2 separate regions of the Homo sapiens genome follow, and region 2 is linked to region 1. Evidence: chromatin loops called from intact Hi-C (ENCODE). Cell type or tissue: dorsolateral prefrontal cortex. All regions are shown on one strand. Links, peaks and the distances in the headings refer to the core of each region. The heading gives the core; the rest is flanking DNA.

What was found. Peaks named below come from ENCODE experiments on the same cell type or tissue, not always from the same donor. Only the 100,000 strongest peaks of a DNase experiment are listed, where the experiment ranks them.
Region 2: a loop joins it to region 1, with 2.0 times the contacts of the local background. A loop is called at or near these places in 6 of 110 quality-filtered maps.

What each region holds. Positions count from the first base shown.
Region 1 is chr2:200,452,043-200,460,043 of GRCh38, forward strand. It overlaps SPATS2L (spermatogenesis associated serine rich 2 like), which reads left to right. Exons shown (of 13, transcript NM_001100423.2): 9 at 7,727-7,785. All of the region lies in intron 2 of LOC101927741 (a long non-coding RNA gene), which reads right to left. Among named protein-coding and RNA genes, the nearest start is that of KCTD18, 54 kb to the right of the region's middle. In dorsolateral prefrontal cortex, for the core only: no CTCF peak of the experiment used is centred there; a DNase peak (open chromatin) is centred at 4,169; H3K27ac peaks cover 2,500 bases.
Region 2 is chr2:200,390,403-200,398,403 of GRCh38, forward strand. The region is part of intron 3 of SPATS2L (spermatogenesis associated serine rich 2 like); the gene reads left to right. LOC101927741 (a long non-coding RNA gene) reads right to left here. Exons shown (of 7, transcript XR_007088047.1): 7 at 6,253-8,001. Among named protein-coding and RNA genes, the nearest start is that of SPATS2L, 88 kb to the left of the region's middle. In dorsolateral prefrontal cortex, for the core only: no CTCF peak of the experiment used is centred there; no DNase peak of the experiment used is centred there.

The sequences.
Region 1 (8,001 bases), core at 3,210-5,709:
CTGCCTCGCCCTCCCAAAGTGCTGGGATTATAGGCATGAGCCACCACGCCCGGCAGATGTAACTTTAAAAGGGGAAGCGGGGGAGTCAGCATTTTTATAGTCAAAGACACTGAAATACAGTCAAGTTACTTTCCCTGAATAGTGACCTCCATGAAAAGAAACTGAACTAATAAGTAATTAGCAAAGATAAAAATTTCTATTGTTCATCAAAGTCATATGTACAATTTCTAAACAGAGGAATATAGATTTTTCAGTTGAACATTTAATGTTGTGGGATTTCCATACTATGGGATTATGCTATTCTGTCATTTAAAAAATTCCAATAAGAAAAAGAAATCCCTGTATATTTTTTAATTAATTATGTCCTTTTTGAAGAACTCCAAAATATTACTAATGTTGAGAGTTAGTCCTTATACTAAATCTGTGTGTCTCATCCCAGAAATGCACCTCAGACAGTATGATGAACAATTTATTAACCATGATTTCAAATCATTGTATGATTCCAACATAAAATATGCAGACTAAACAATATTAACACATTGTATTGCCTCTCATAAAAGTAGTAGAAATAAAATGTCAGCCTGATTGGCAATTGAGTGTAGTCATTGATGTTCATTGACAGTCAGATGGATTTTGACTTTGCTTTGTATGTTGAGTGTGGTTCATGCTTGAGGCACCCCCACTCTATTTCCCGGATGAGCGTGATTAGTAGGCAGCCTTTCAAAGGGTTATGTGCTAACCCCAGTCTACATGCTGTGGACATGTATGCAGGGTTTTATATGTTTACCAAATAACACTGTTAAACCCAATAAATCTTTAGAAGGACCAATTTGTCACCAGTGCTGCATTTAAAAAAAAAAAAATCTATTATTATTTTTCAGTTTTGAAAAGAATTCAGGTTGTTATAAAACCTAAATGCAAATATATACAGAGTGGAAGGTGACAGACCCGGGAATTCCAGCAGTGTAACAATAAACAACAACAAATAGCCAAGGACTGGGTAATGTGCTCAGGGTTAAATAAGAGTCAGTGGAAGTGGAGAGGTGCATGGGACAGACAGACATTTCTGGGGTAGACTTCCAAGGATGTAACCATGTGGGAAGTGAAGGAAGAGGAGCCATGGACACTGGGTGAGAGATGACACCAGTAACCAGCATAGAGGGTGCAGGAGAGAGGACAGGATGGGGAGCAGAACAGCAAGGAAGAGCCGGGAATTGGCAGTGTGCAAGAACGTGAGTGCCCTTTACAGTTAGGGCTGCCAGGCCTCCTGACCCTGGGAATAAAGAACCGTACGGTCTTTCTGCATTTGTGGCTGTCAAGCCAGGGAAGCATCTTTGTTGACAGCTGCAACAAAGAAATTGAGAAATTGCAATTGAGAAATTGGTGAGCTGAAACCCCTGACTAGCTTTGCCCTGGGCCCAATAATTGCTGGTAATACTTGGGGAGTTGGACCAGAAATGGTACTCATGGGAACAGTACATTAGGCCTTAAATGTATAAAGGAAGTTTTCCTGCCTTGCAACTAGTGGGCAAAATTTAAGGGAAGGGACACAGATGCTCAGTGCTAGCTAGTACGGGGCAACTGTAGCTTGCCAGCTCAAGGCCCACGTGGTGGTCAGTGGGCACTACTAGGCTATCAGCCCAGCTGACATCCCTCTCAGGGGATGTTAGAACCGTTGGTCACAGTTCTTATTCCTTTGCATTAAGAAGCGGCAGAGCCCACAGTGGAGGGAGATGTTTTTATACCACTCTTTTCTTTTTAGTGAAAGAAATGGAAATTCTTTATGCAGGGAAGCCTGGCTGTAGGGCTTATCAGTCTTTGGCATGCTTTATGCTATTTGGTAGAGGCCAGGAAGGCTGAAATATTCATTAGCATTCATAGCATCCTTTCTCTCCAGCAGTTCCCACCTTCTCTTTCTACTGCATGCGCCTCCTGCTGGGCCTGCCTCCCTCCCCATGCTCCCATTCTGCAATTGTTGGCTTGGCGAATGATGAGTTAAGCTCCAGCTGAAGTACTTTCCCCACAAGAAGGTTCTGCAGCAAAATTGTCTGGGATCAGATGGTCCCCGGCAATTCCTCTCACTCTAGTCTCCCTGAGGCAAATGCATGGAAGATGGAATGTGGCCTGGTTTTAAATCTTTAACATCTAACTCTGGCTGTTGTTACAGATTGAGTTCTTCACCTCCCCTTTGAAATTCTGCTTTCATTCCTCGGTATCTACCAGCAGGTTCTGCTCTCCAGCTTATCAACTACATTGATGGTCCTGTGGCTGCCTCTCTATGGTGGCATCTTTGTATTTGAAGAACACTAGGCCTGACATGACTCACCCAAGCTTCCAAATGAATCAATTTTGTCACTCAATGCCTCCATCTCCAAATTTAAAGAGCCTTTCACAGGGGAGAAAATGATAAATCTATTACTACTAACGAGGCTTTCTGATTCTTTTCATTATTGTTATTATCAGTGCTCTATAGAAAGGAATCAAGACAGTGGAAACATTTTTATAAAATGACACTTTATCTCTGTGATTAACTATATAATAAACTGTAAAGTCTTTGCCATGGTAATCTCCTCCTTACACCTTATTGCTTTGATAATAAAAGCTTTTTTATGGCAACAAAATAAAATTTTACTATCCAGGCAGTTTGGCTAAAATGAGAAGATGTGTTTTTAGAAGGAGAAAGGGCACATCTGAAACATGTGAGGTCCGCGTGGATTTTACGGGAACTCTGTTTATGTAGAACACGTTTGACGTGCCTGGTGCCCTCCAGAGGGCTTTACCCAACCATTTAGAAAACTTTTAGTGGCCAGTGGAAAGCCAATTAAAGAGTTATGTATTTCTGTCAAGTACTCAGGATCACTGTTGAAAAGCAAAAACATTCAGAACTTAGCATTTCAGATGATCAGTGGTGGGAGAACAAATTTCAGTAATTAAACCACCATAGTTTGCAAACTGCCTGTTTTGACTCAGCCAAACCTTGTGTGTTTGGTGAGTATCATGACACCTTTACTCATAAGCTTATGTCTCCAATGATTAAATTCTGTCAGTGACCAAAAGTTTTGCATAAATGTGATGTATATGCAAGCACCACAATGTACTAGTAAGTTTCATTATTGTTATGCCACAGAAAAATGAATATGTTGTCTTCCCTTATATTCATCACTATCAAGAAATTTTTATTGAGCAACCCATAATAAGTCTAAGATCATGAAATTGAACAGAAGTTTTTAAAAACTTAGTCAGAGCTCTCTAAGGAAGTGACGATTAAGCAAAGACCTGAAGGAGGACTCAGAGCTGATTAGATGAAGAGAAGCAAGGTTAAGCAGAAGAGTTGTCTTCAAGGTAGAGGGAAGGGCTTGTTTCAAGCCCCTGTGGCAAGGAGAAAGCCAGGCTTGCTCCTCCTGGGATGTCAGGAAGCTTAGATGAGATCATTCCAGGAAGGCACTGGCACTCTACCTAATGTGCCTGGCCCACCATCTGCACTCAGAAAGTGATCAGCTCACATTTCGAGGCAACTGAGGGCTGATATGTGTCTGCAGAGGTGTACCTCGAAAGCAAGTGTGTGACCTTGCAGCTTCCACAGTAGGAATGTGGTTGATGATACTGTCTCTGATTCTTCTGTGACTCATCAACTCCCTAATGTCATTCCTCTCCAAGGGACTCGCTCCTCCCTCCATATCTGGTAACTCCATACCAGGGCTTTGCCAAGTGCCCTCTGTCCTATCCAGCCTGCAGAGTTGTCAAGCCACACTTGACCACCCATACGTGTCTGTCTCTGTCCTGGTACCTCTAAGAAGATTCCACAGAACATGGAAATGGCACCGATGAAATTACTCCCAAAACTGGATGTGACACACCCAGACACCCCAGGCTTTGTGGGCATTTAGAAGGATTTAGGCATGGTCTTTCCTCTCTGACCTTCTTTTAGTCTGGCACTCGCTTGATGTAAGGCTGGCTCCTCACTGTCTGACAGCCTGCCAAAGGACAGGCTGGCTTTACTACTTCCTCCACATCCACTTCCCACCATTATTCTTCCCTTGACAAGCCTACTGCCTGGAAAGCAAAACTCAAGGAACTCTCAGGTCTACACATTGAGATTCTCAAGGGCAGGCCGGGTTTATCTGCCCTGGGCTGGCCCCTGATCTTGGTTTGCATCAGTTCATCAGCTCCAAGCTGGGTCCTGAGTCAGCAGAGATCACTGACTTGCCTTTGTGCACATGAGTTTTGAAAGCAGCCACCCATAGATAGCAGAGCTTGAATTACTACGATGCTTGCAGACAATCTTCTATGGAAATACCCAGAGAAACGGAAGCCTGGTTTGATGCCAACTTCACAGGCTCTTTCACATCCTCAAGGGTGTGCATTAAGCAGATTAACAATTTATTGTGTAAACCCTCTTCCCTCCTGTTGCTAGCCCAGAAGGTCTGAACTAACCATTGTATATAAATGCCCAGCTTTGTTTAATATGTGTTAGACCCGGGGACAAGTATTGTACCCCAAATGTCCATCTTGTAAATTCTCTGGGCACAAAATTATGTTAACAAATTTGATCAACAAAAGTGTTACGATGGTCTTGTAGCTGATAAAGAAATTAGCAAAGGCCCTTGCACACACCACCATTCCACCAACCCCACACACAAGTGGGAGGATTCCCAAGCCTCCAGGACCTCTGCTTTGCCTGCAGTCTGCTCCTCTCCCCTCCACTGGGCATCTGAGGACATGCCAGTCTTGTGTCACATGCAGCAGTATTTCCCTTAGTGTGTGCTGGGCATGCTCTCTAAACCCAGGGACTCTATTTATAAAGCCTTCTAGTTGATTCAGGGAAGGGAATCCTAATTGCTTCTTCTTGCCATCGTCATTTTCTTTCCTCTCTATCTGCTTTTCACTATTTCCCCAATGAGTCCTGGCAGGTCCTCTCACATCCTTCTCAGCTCTCCCACAAAGAATGTCGTCGTGCTGAGTTTTCTGTCTTCTCTCTTCCCTTTCTGTAAGGGATAAAAATTCAAAACATGTCCTCAAGCAGAGTAGCTTAACCATATATTTGTAGTTTGGGCTTCTGGCTCCACATCTGTAGATTCTCCCCATATCTCCCCAACAGCTTGTCTCGAACAGTCTTTGTTTCCCTAAAGTAAGGTAGCAGTGCCCCTCTCTAAGAAGGTTGTAAATAATGAAAACATACATACACACACACACACACACACACACACACACACACACAGATGCCTCTGTCATGGCTATGTTTGTGAACTTGGCAGAGAAGCTCATAATCACAGGAGCACAAAGCCTATTGACTCAACCCGGCATTTCATACAATTACTGAATATATGCTGGTTGATTACATAGACAGTCTCTGGAAATGCAAGAACTTGTCACATTGGAGACCTCCAAGGAGGGGAACTGAGTAAGTTGGGGCAGAGATGGGATAAAGAGTTCCTTCTCACTGTACACCTTTCTGTATCATGCATTTCCTATATTTAAAACACACTGACATACCTATGTAATGTCAATAGGTAAGGGACAGGCGTCCTGATATGTTGGTTACACCAAAGTGATCATATCCAGTGACCGTAAGCCATGTGTGTCATGGGGCTGGCTGATGTTGTCTGCAGTTGAGGGACTAGGCTTAGAGCCCAGTTCTGGAGAACATGCCATGCACTGTGCAATTAGTCCTTTCCACTAGGATTTCCTGGTTGGGAAGAGCTGAGTTCCTCAGCACACAGTCCTTTACTCTTCAAGTATTTAGGTTGCACAGTCTACTTGAGGAGCCCCTAAACTGCTATGGATATATTCCAGAAGTCACTTCTTACTTTGACAAATACTGCAAAATTTTTCAGAGGAAGTAAATTTTCAACACACTTTAAATTGCAAAAGTACATCTGATGGAGAAGAAAAAGTCCATGTGATGGAACAATCTGAGAGTAATAAAGATGATAACAGTGTTTTGAAGCACATTAAATATGAGTTTATAATTAATGTGTATAATTAAAATATACAAACAAGCAAAAAAATCTTCTTGATTACCTTTGAAGGATGCTAAGGAACCAACTATCATTTTGAAAACAAAAGGGGAGAATCAAGCATTCATCCTACCTTACCTATGCAAACTATACTTCATGATAACCAAATCATTGATAAAGTTTCTCTTTATGGAAGAATTCCAGGAAATAAGAAAGAGTTATAGAATGTGAATATCTCAATTTTGCAAACCCTATAAAATCTAGGCAATGATCATCAATGGCTGCTAAGATCATAAAAAAGAGAGATGTCTTTTGTATTTCCTATAAATTTGCCATTTTAGATGTAGAAATTTGATTAAATTCAGTCTCATTTTTTTTCAGGTGGAGTAGTTCATATCGTATACTTCCATCAGCACACACATAATGACACAATACACTTATCAAGTGTTCCTCCTAAGAAAATAAAACCTGAATCTAATCAGATTTCTACATCTAATAACAAATTTATAGGAAATACAAAAGAACAGGCTAAATAACACCATGGAGATGTAATCAGCAAAATTCAGGCTTTGCACAACTCTTCAGGACAAACAACCTAATTTCTTCAACAAATAAATTGCAAAGGGGATGAGAAAACAGATGAGAGGGAACCTCTGGATTAAAACAGATTTAAGAGTCAATCAACCAATTGGAATGAACAGGGCTTGTTTAGATCCTGGTTTTAACACACTGTTAAAAAAAAAAAAGATTTATGGGACAGTTGGGGAAATTTGAATACTAAGTAGATATCTGATACCATTAAATTATTGTGAATGTTTTATAGATGCTATAGTAAATTATTGTGGTCCCCAGAAGTCCTTATGTTTTAAAGATATATATTTAAATATTATGACTAAACTAAAAATATAAAGATAATCTGACATCTGTGCTCACCCACCCTGGGGATTTTCCCCAGGCTCTTCACCCTGCACAGCTCCCTGCCTTTTTGCTGAAACCTCTCTTCACTCCTTCCTACATAAAAATCTGTAAAAGGACATATAAGGAATTTGTCATGATGCATTACTTCTGGGAGGGGAACTAGAGAACTGGGGGTTGGGATGGGATAGGAGAGAAGCAAACTTTGGGACAGATCATTGTTAGCTTTATGCAGGTAATACCTTTTCGAAGGACTAACCAAAAAATAAATGAAATACGAGAAAAAGTTCATTAGAACCTTGAAATGCTTACTCGGGAGAATGAAAAAGGCAGAGACTTATGTTGTTGAGCATGTGGATGGATTGGCCCAGACCATATTTCTCAAAGTATGGTCCCAGGACCATCTGCAGCAGAATTGGGCCCATCTCCTTCCTTCCCAGCCAGAATCTCTCAGGGTAGAGCACAGAGACACTGGGAACTACAGTCCTTAAGGACCTAAGTGCCAGCTTTTCAAATACTTATTATATTGTTTTGGAACTTTGGAATGTATAGGACAAAAATATTCCCAAATTTAAATTCAAAGCAGCACAATTCTGAAAGTCTAAAAGACTTTTTTTTAGGTTTGTTGACAATGATTTAATCAGCAGATGTCACTATGTAATCCTTGGGAACATCCCTTCGATGTTGCCTCATTTTTTGGAGAGGCAGAGTGTACTGCTGGCATTGTAGCATAGAAATATTTATGGTAATTTTGTATTTTGTTTAATGAAAATAATTTTACTTTCAGTGCTTATTAAAAGTTTATCTTTGATTAAGCATTCTTTGCTTTTGTTTTTGTTTTTGTTTTTCCCCAGCATCATTGACAAAGAAGTTTCATTAATGGCAGAAATGGATAAAGTTAAAGAAGAAGCCAGTAAGTAGACAACACATGGTTATTTGATTAGGAGCTTCCCAATCAGAAGCAATCCATAGGTCAGACTGACAATGATACCGGCTTCTGAACAGGGTCCTAAAATTTATATTGAAATTTTGGCTCATGAACTCTGTAACCTTAGTCATGTCACTTAGCCCCTGGAAGCCTCATTTACATCATCTGGCAAAAAGATACAGTTGTAACACTCACCTCGTA
Region 2 (8,001 bases), core at 3,598-6,097, 61 kb before region 1:
TAACAACTGTGGAGAAAACAGCAGGGCGGTGTGATGAAGGCAAGGGGAGGTGGCTCCTCTGTGTGGAGTGGTCAGGGAAGCCCTTTGGAGGAGGTGACATTTGATTGAGATAAAGATGGGGAAAGAAACAACCATACAAAGATCTGAGGACAGAGAATTCCAGACAGAGAGAAAAGCAAAGCAGATGCCTAAGGTTGACTAAGTTGAATGTGTTTGATGAGCAGGTGGTCAGTGTGGTCCAGGTGTGGTAGACAAAGGTGATTGGTGATGGGAGATGAAGTCCAAGAATACCACTTAGAATCCTGGCTGTCTACCCAGGTCCGTGGATCTCCAAGGGATCGCGGTTAGAATCCATGGGTCCATGAATGTAGATGAGAACAAATACATTTTTATCTTCACTAACATCTAAATGAAATTTACCGTTTCCTCCAGTCATGAATGTAGGCAAAGGCAAAAAAAAAAAAAAGGCCAGAGTAGGGCCAGGTGTGGTGGCTCACACCTGTAATCCCAGCACTTTAGGAGGCTGAGGCGGGCAGATCGCCTGAGGTCGGGAGTTCAAGACAGCCTGACCAACCTGGAGAAACCCTGTCTCTACTAAAAATACAAAATTATCTAGGTATGGTGCCAGACACACGTAATCCCAGCTACTCAGGAGGCTGAGGCAGGAGATTCGCTTATACCTGGGAGGCAGAGGTTGGGGTGAGCCAAGATCGCGCCACTGCACTCCAGGCTGGGTGACAGAGCAAGACTTTGTCTCAAAAAACAAACAAACAAAAAACCCACAGTAGAGCAGCAGTACCCGTGACTTTCACAATTAAAAATCACAGATATTTTCATATCCAATTACATTTGTTGCAGATATCCTGAAATGGTTGTCCGTCATTACTTCAAACTTACTGTAGTTGAAGAACCTTGTTACTATATAATGTTATTTGATGTGTTAATAGAGAAGTACATATATTACTGCAGCATGTTTGTTTTTTATTAATATTCTAAGTATATTTCAATATAAGTAGTTTCCTTTGTAATCACATGTAGTTTATTTCATAAATTTTAAAACATTATTTTGAGAAAGACCCCAAAGGCTTCACCAGACTGCCAAAGGAGGTCCATGTACTGAAAGGTTTGGAACCCATAATACTGCCATGTAGGGCATTATTCAGAGAGCAAAAAGAAGCTGTTGGAAGGTTTTAAGCTGGAATATGACTTGATCTTACATGTTTTAAAAATATCACCTGGCTCCATTAGCGACTGTGCTACATATTTTATAAATCTTCATGTTAAATAACCTTTCTGTTTGATGAGGACACTGAGGCTTGAGGTCAGACTTGTCTTGGTCAAAGTCAAACTCTCAAGAAATGTGGAGGAACAGGGCTTCAAACTCAGCTGTGTTTGGTTCTAAAGCCTGTACCCTTTCCACATATTACTGCTTCTCAGGGTTTTCCATCAAAATGACCCCAAGACACAGAAGGACTAATGTGTTACCCCAAGTCTCTGGGCACATGGTCAAAACTAACTTCTGACAACATACAATTTCCTTGGGGTATTATTACATGTTGTCTTAAAAATCGATGCAAAATTTTTATCCATTGTATTTAATAATATATTCCACACATTATTTCAGTATAAAACCACTGTAACTTTGTGATACTTATTATGAAATATATATACCATTCCTAAAATCCTTGGTATCTTCAAAATGATAAGTGTCTTTTTGTATGCTGATGAGCTGATCTTTGGCTGAGGGCTCTTGGATATCGTCCAATAGGGGCTGGTTGCCCAGGGAACCAACCAGGTGATTAGAGGGTTGGAATTTTCAGTCCTACCCACCAAACTGGCAGGAGGAGAGAGGAGCTGACGTTTAAGTTGATCACCAGTGGCCAATGATGTAAGCAGTCATGCCTATGTAACGAAGCCTCTGGAAAAACCCAAAAGGACTGAGCTAAATACTTGGAGGTTTGGGGTGGTGAACCCAGAGAGGGCATGTTAGCTTTGAACCCCTTTCCACATACCTTGCCCTGTGTATCTCTTCTCTCTTGTGTTCATCAGTAACCTTAATAATATCCTTTGTAATAAACGAGTAAATGTGTTCCCTGAGTTCTGTGAGCCACTCTAGCAAATTATAGACCGTCCCTTATTTATGGTGGTTTGATTTAAGATTTTTTGATTTTATGATGTTCCAAAAGCCATAGGTACTCAGTACACTCCTGATATTTTTTACTGTTTTTTTCCCAAATATTTTGGTTCTGTGGTTGGTTGAATCCACAGATATGGAACCTGTGGATATGGAGGGCCAATTGTACTTGTGCTGGTATCTGAAGTGGGGGGTGGTCTTGTGGAACTGAGCTCTCAATCTGTGGGATCTGATGCTATCTCCAGGTAGACAGTGTCAGAATTAACACTGGGAGAACTAAGTGGGAGAACACCCAGCTGATGTCTGCTGAAGAATCCACTGCTGAACGATTACTTGGTGGAGAGAAGTCCCCCACACATTTGGGTGACCAGAGGTCCCCAGAAGTATTCTGCATTGTGAGAGCATAGTAGGAGAAGCGGAGTTTGTTTTTTCCTATATCTTTACAAACTTATTGGCCATTGAGTAAAAAATAGCAGCAAGATGTCCCTTTTATGTCATGGCTTCTTCATATAATGTCTGAACTCACAGTCATATATTCAAGTGAGAATATGTATTCCCCAATTTGAGAATCTGGGTTGGGCGCCATGGTGCTGATCGAGGATTGGCAGCCCCTTTCCTAATATCTGTTGAGATAGAACAGCTCCTAAAGTTGGACCATGGAAAGGAAAAGCACTTTAAAGAATCAGACTCATAGCAATTGATCCCTGCAAAACATGGCTGGTGGACAGACCAATATGGTAGGCAGAGCAGCCGACATTAGAGTGTCTTATTCAAAACAGAGGTGGCATCATGCCAATGAGGGAAAATAGGCTGATCTGTTAGCACACAGATCACAGAGGTTCAGTGTAAATGCTCCATGCATAGGCTTAAGAGCCACAGTCATCCCACTCCTCATGAGCAGTGTCAGATGTCTACCTGACAATTAACAGTAGTGTTTTCCCACTGCATTTCCGTAACTTATAAAAATGTTGGCACTATTTTGAAAGAGGGTGATGACAATGGAAGTAGTGCTTCTCTAACTTATTTAGTGAATTCCATCTTCCCATGTCAAAAGGTTAATAGATTTCTCAACTCAATGAAATAAATCATAATAAACAACTGAAAATTCTGAACGTTTATAATTTGACATTGATTTATTTTAGTATACTTACTGTCTTTAGTTATTAGCTTTTATGGCCTAAAAATTTTTATGATTAGTTTGTTTCTCAATCTGTCACACAGAGCAATGACATTTTAATTCTCAAAATTAAGAATAACAACTGTTATGTCTTAGATTACAAGCTTGTAGAGATCAGATAAAACATCTATTTAGTGTTGGTGATGCAGTATCTAGTCGAGCACTGTGGGAAATTAATTACTTCATAAGAAGTGTTGGAATCCAATGAGTTCATCAGCTGTCTCTAGTGGGTCCTCTATTGGATGAATTCGAGTAGGTGCTTTGGTGAGGAAATGATTCCTGCCTTCATGCAGCTTTTAGTCCAAAGAAGCAGGTAGCTAATGATTTCAGGTTTAATATTCAAGACAACTGAAACTTAAAATTGACAATCATTTTAACTGTTTCATTTTAAAATATCTCTACCTTGTTGGATTATAACGATAAGGATTTAAATTGAAAATATGGTTGCAATCAGAGTCTGGTCTCTTCGGCATAACATACATCCCCTGCATGAGTGGACCCCGTCCACCTTTTACACCCTTATCCACTGCCGCATCTCCACGCATCTCTCATTCGCCACCCTGACCTTGAATGTGTCTGCCTCCTTTGCAAAGGCTGTTTCCTCTGTCTGGGATGTCCTCCTCAGGGACTCAACTCTCTTCTTTCTCCTACCCTGCCTGAATGATTCGCCCTTCCTCTGTCATTCACCTTGTACTTCTGTGGGCTTCTCTGCATTCTCCACTGCAGCTGTTATTCCACGGAGTGTAATTGTTAGTTGTGGCTCTGTCTCCCCATGTGAGACTGTGCTTCTTGGAGGCAGAGAATGGGTCTTACTATTACTATTCTTGGGTTTGATACATAGTTGACCCCCAGATAGAGTTAGATAAATGAATGAATAATGAATGAATGGACACGCCTGCTTGAATTGTTAAGTTCTTTAGAGACTTCATTTCCCATTTACGATGTTTTGCAAAATCTCAAGTCTTCTTGAAAAATGAAATGTAGGTTAATGGAAATGTCATCTCATTTTAGTACTCTTTTTGCTATTAAATAAAGCATATTTTAAATTGCTTCTAAAAACAGAAACTTGGGTTACTTACGTTGACCACCTGTGGTTCTTCAGAAAAGTAGTATGTTTACATAATCATCAAATACAGGTGGTCTCAGGTAGGCTTCACAATACCAAATGAGGTCCTTTGCTGAGTAACCGGTCATATCCTGCTGCATGAAATAAAAAAATAAAGGGAGAAAAAAATTCCCCAAATGTCACTCTGTGAAGGTGAGCTATCAGAACAAAATCTTTGGGCTAATCTGATCTTATATTTAGGGCATACTCATTTTTTAATAGCTTCTTTTCTAAATAATGTATTTTTAAAGAAATTGAATACTAGAAATTTATAGATGATTTCAGTGTACAGCTTAATAGTCACTGTTAGATTATTTCTGTGTAAAATATGTGGGTACCAAGGTAAATTAGATTTATAAATGTTTAAATAATTTTAACTGAATAAGAAAGGATTATTAGAACTGGTATAGACAAAATAGAAATTTTAGTCAGATATTTTTAATGCATTCCCATAAATCAGTTTAAATAGAATACAATTCAGCAGTAAAACTTGGTGATGGAAAGTAAAGAAGATCTTTGTAAATGGGGTTAATAGTTGCAAAGTGTCCAATTATGCACTGATAACTAATTCCAATGAGTGACCTCTAAGCCACTTTAGAGGACCCAGTACACTTGGGAAGTGATCTCCAACAAGGTAAGGCTGTGGAAAGAGTGTGGAGTTTGGAGACAGAAGTCAGAGATTATTAGTTGAGCACCCTGAAATAAGCCACTTAACTTTTCTGGGCCTCAATTTCCTAATCTGTAAATTGGACATGATAATAAAATCTGCCTCACAAAGTCATCAAGTACAATAATAAATGTAGAGCTGCTTTATGAGCTCTTAACGATATAAACTAGAAAGAATCTGGGGGAGCTTATCTGTTTATTTCACAATTAAAAAATGGAAAAAGAGCTCTAGTTAATTAACATTTTTGTTTGAGGCCTGGCATGGTGGCTCACACCTGCACTTTGGGAGGCCAAGGCAGGCAGATCACCTGAGGTTAGGAGATCGAGACCAGCCTGGCCAACATGGCGAAACCCCGTCTCTACTAAAAATACAAAAATTAGCTGGGAGTGGTGGTGGACACCTATAATCCCAACTCCTTGGGAGGCTGAGGCAGGAGAATCTCTTGAACCCAGGGAGCAGATGTTGCAGTGAGTGGAGAGCATGCTACTTCACTCCAGCCTGGGCAAAAGAGTGAGACTCGATCTGGAAAAAAAAAAAAAAAAAAAAAAATATATATATATATATATATATATATATATATATTTTCCCATAGAACCAAGATTGGAAAGAAAAAGTAAAAAGACCAAATGAGAAAAAGAACATAAAAGCGAACTTGACTTTTTCAAACGTTTATAGCTATTGCTGAGCCTACAAAAAATAAGTGAGACTAGACAATACGATGATATGGAAATGGGGAACAGCTCAGTCTATAATGTCATCGCTGAGCTGCGCCACTCACTGTGAATAGCTTTTAGAACTGTTACAGTTATAGAGGTAAATTGGTTTATAAACAATAATTGTGTAGAATCATTCAAATAAAAAACAAGGAATAGTAAAAAGGAGAAAAGTCTCTTGTCCAGAGAGGTGACATATTCAATGTCTCTGCAGATGATGGAGATAGAAGGTGTTCATGTCTGTGTGTCGTGGTGTCTGTCCCCAACGGATGAGCAGATTTTTAATTATTTTTGAATAAATATGTACTATTTTATTATTTTTTCTTGTAACTCTCTTGATCTGCATTTTACAGAGTAGTGACATATAGTTCAAATCTTTATGTGGGGTGGAGTATGGTCAGAAAAATCCAAGCATTTGATTAGAGAGAGTACAGAAGAAACCCATCATTATGCATCTTTAAAACATTAACTCCATTTAATAGATAACTCGCTTCATGGGATTTGACACAAGTTTTAATGCTAAGTAGTTGTTTTGAAAGTGCAAACCATGGAAGCTTTGGGGAAAAATTTGCAGGAGTGTAGAAGTCAATTTAGTCCAACCCTTGGATTCAAACAAGAACACAAGCCACACAGCTTTCAGATTTCACCATGAAACAGGTTCTTGTCATCATTTTCTCATAGGAAAGGGTCATTAAATTTCCCATTAACAGAAAGGAGAAACATTGACAATAGTTGTTGCCTAATGCTTATGTACAGAACTGCTGTTACTGTTGCTTGGCAACTAGAAGAGATTTGACAAGGAGTCTAAAGGAACTGAATGAATAAATGGAAATGTCAGCCTCAGTTTCAGGGGATAAGAAGAAATTTACTATTGTAGGATTAGCATCGCATTGCTTTTTCCAGGCTACATGATCGGAATTCACAGTGTTTCTCTCCTGCTTCTCCTGCCTCTCCACCCCCACTCCTTCCAGTCTTTCCTGGTAGCCCCTGTGCACTGCAGCTGAGAGGTATATATAAGATAGATGGTTAATGCTAAAGAATACAAGAGCATGTCGAAAATGAAACCCTGTGGCAGCAGGAAGAAGTAACTTCTATTCACAATCCCTTGGGATTTATAGGTAGTTTACCAACATTCTAGTTATTTCTCACCATGATCCTTCGTATTAAATTATTCAGTTTTTACGGAGAAGAAAATGACAATGTTGGAAGGCTGTAACAATGGTTCCTTCTCTCCTAACCTTGTACACTGGAAATCTGTTCGGATAGATTAGACAGACAGGTAGACAGACAAACAGATAGATGCATAAACTCAGACCTTAAAATTGTTATTGTTTGTATTATTATTAAAACCACATTTTCTCTGTAAATCATTGCTCCTTAACTTGATTATAAGCTCCTAGTGGACTTTTGATTTATTTGTGTACTTATCCTATAGTAATATATTATTATATAATAATAATATCATAGACTTTGTGCCCCCCAAATATTGGCTAATTAATCAGTGTTAAATAATTTAGCCACTATTGTCTAATGGTAATTCTCAACTCATAGGGAGGAAGAAGGAAGTGGGACATGCTTCCTGGGTCTAGGGCAAGTATTAGAATGTCAGTGGGGGAAAAGATAGGTATAATTAGAAAAAAAAACCCACATATTTGTTTTCTTTTGAGTCATCCAAGAGACAGATGCCAAGATGAGATGGGATTAAAAGAGATGGGGAAGAGGGTAGGCAGCCAGAGCAGGCAGGGAGAGGCTTTAGACTTCCATGCAAATCTGATAGCTTGAAAGAAGAGGGAGAAGAAAGGAAAATCGAGCAGAGAATGTCTCAAACTTACAATGCAGTATTGAATTTCGGCAGGCTGATGAGGAGTGTTTAGGCCAACGTTGCCCACTGGGGGAATGTTCAGAAATGAGCTTTCACGAGTCCCCAGCCTCCTCAGCTGTTAACTAGCAACCTCCTGGGGGGAGTGTGGCTGGGGTGCAAATGCACTGGGGGACCCAAGAGGAGTGGCAGCTAGGCTGTCAGTCAACTGTGTTGATTTCCGTAGCTGCCACAATACCTCAGAGTGTAACAAAATACATATGTATATATTTAAAAAGGAAATTGGAATACCTATTTTGGAATTCAACTATATGAGAAAAGCTTGAGATTTTTATGTTTATTGAAAAGAATAAATTAAAAGTTTGGGAGCCATCATTCTAAAGTAA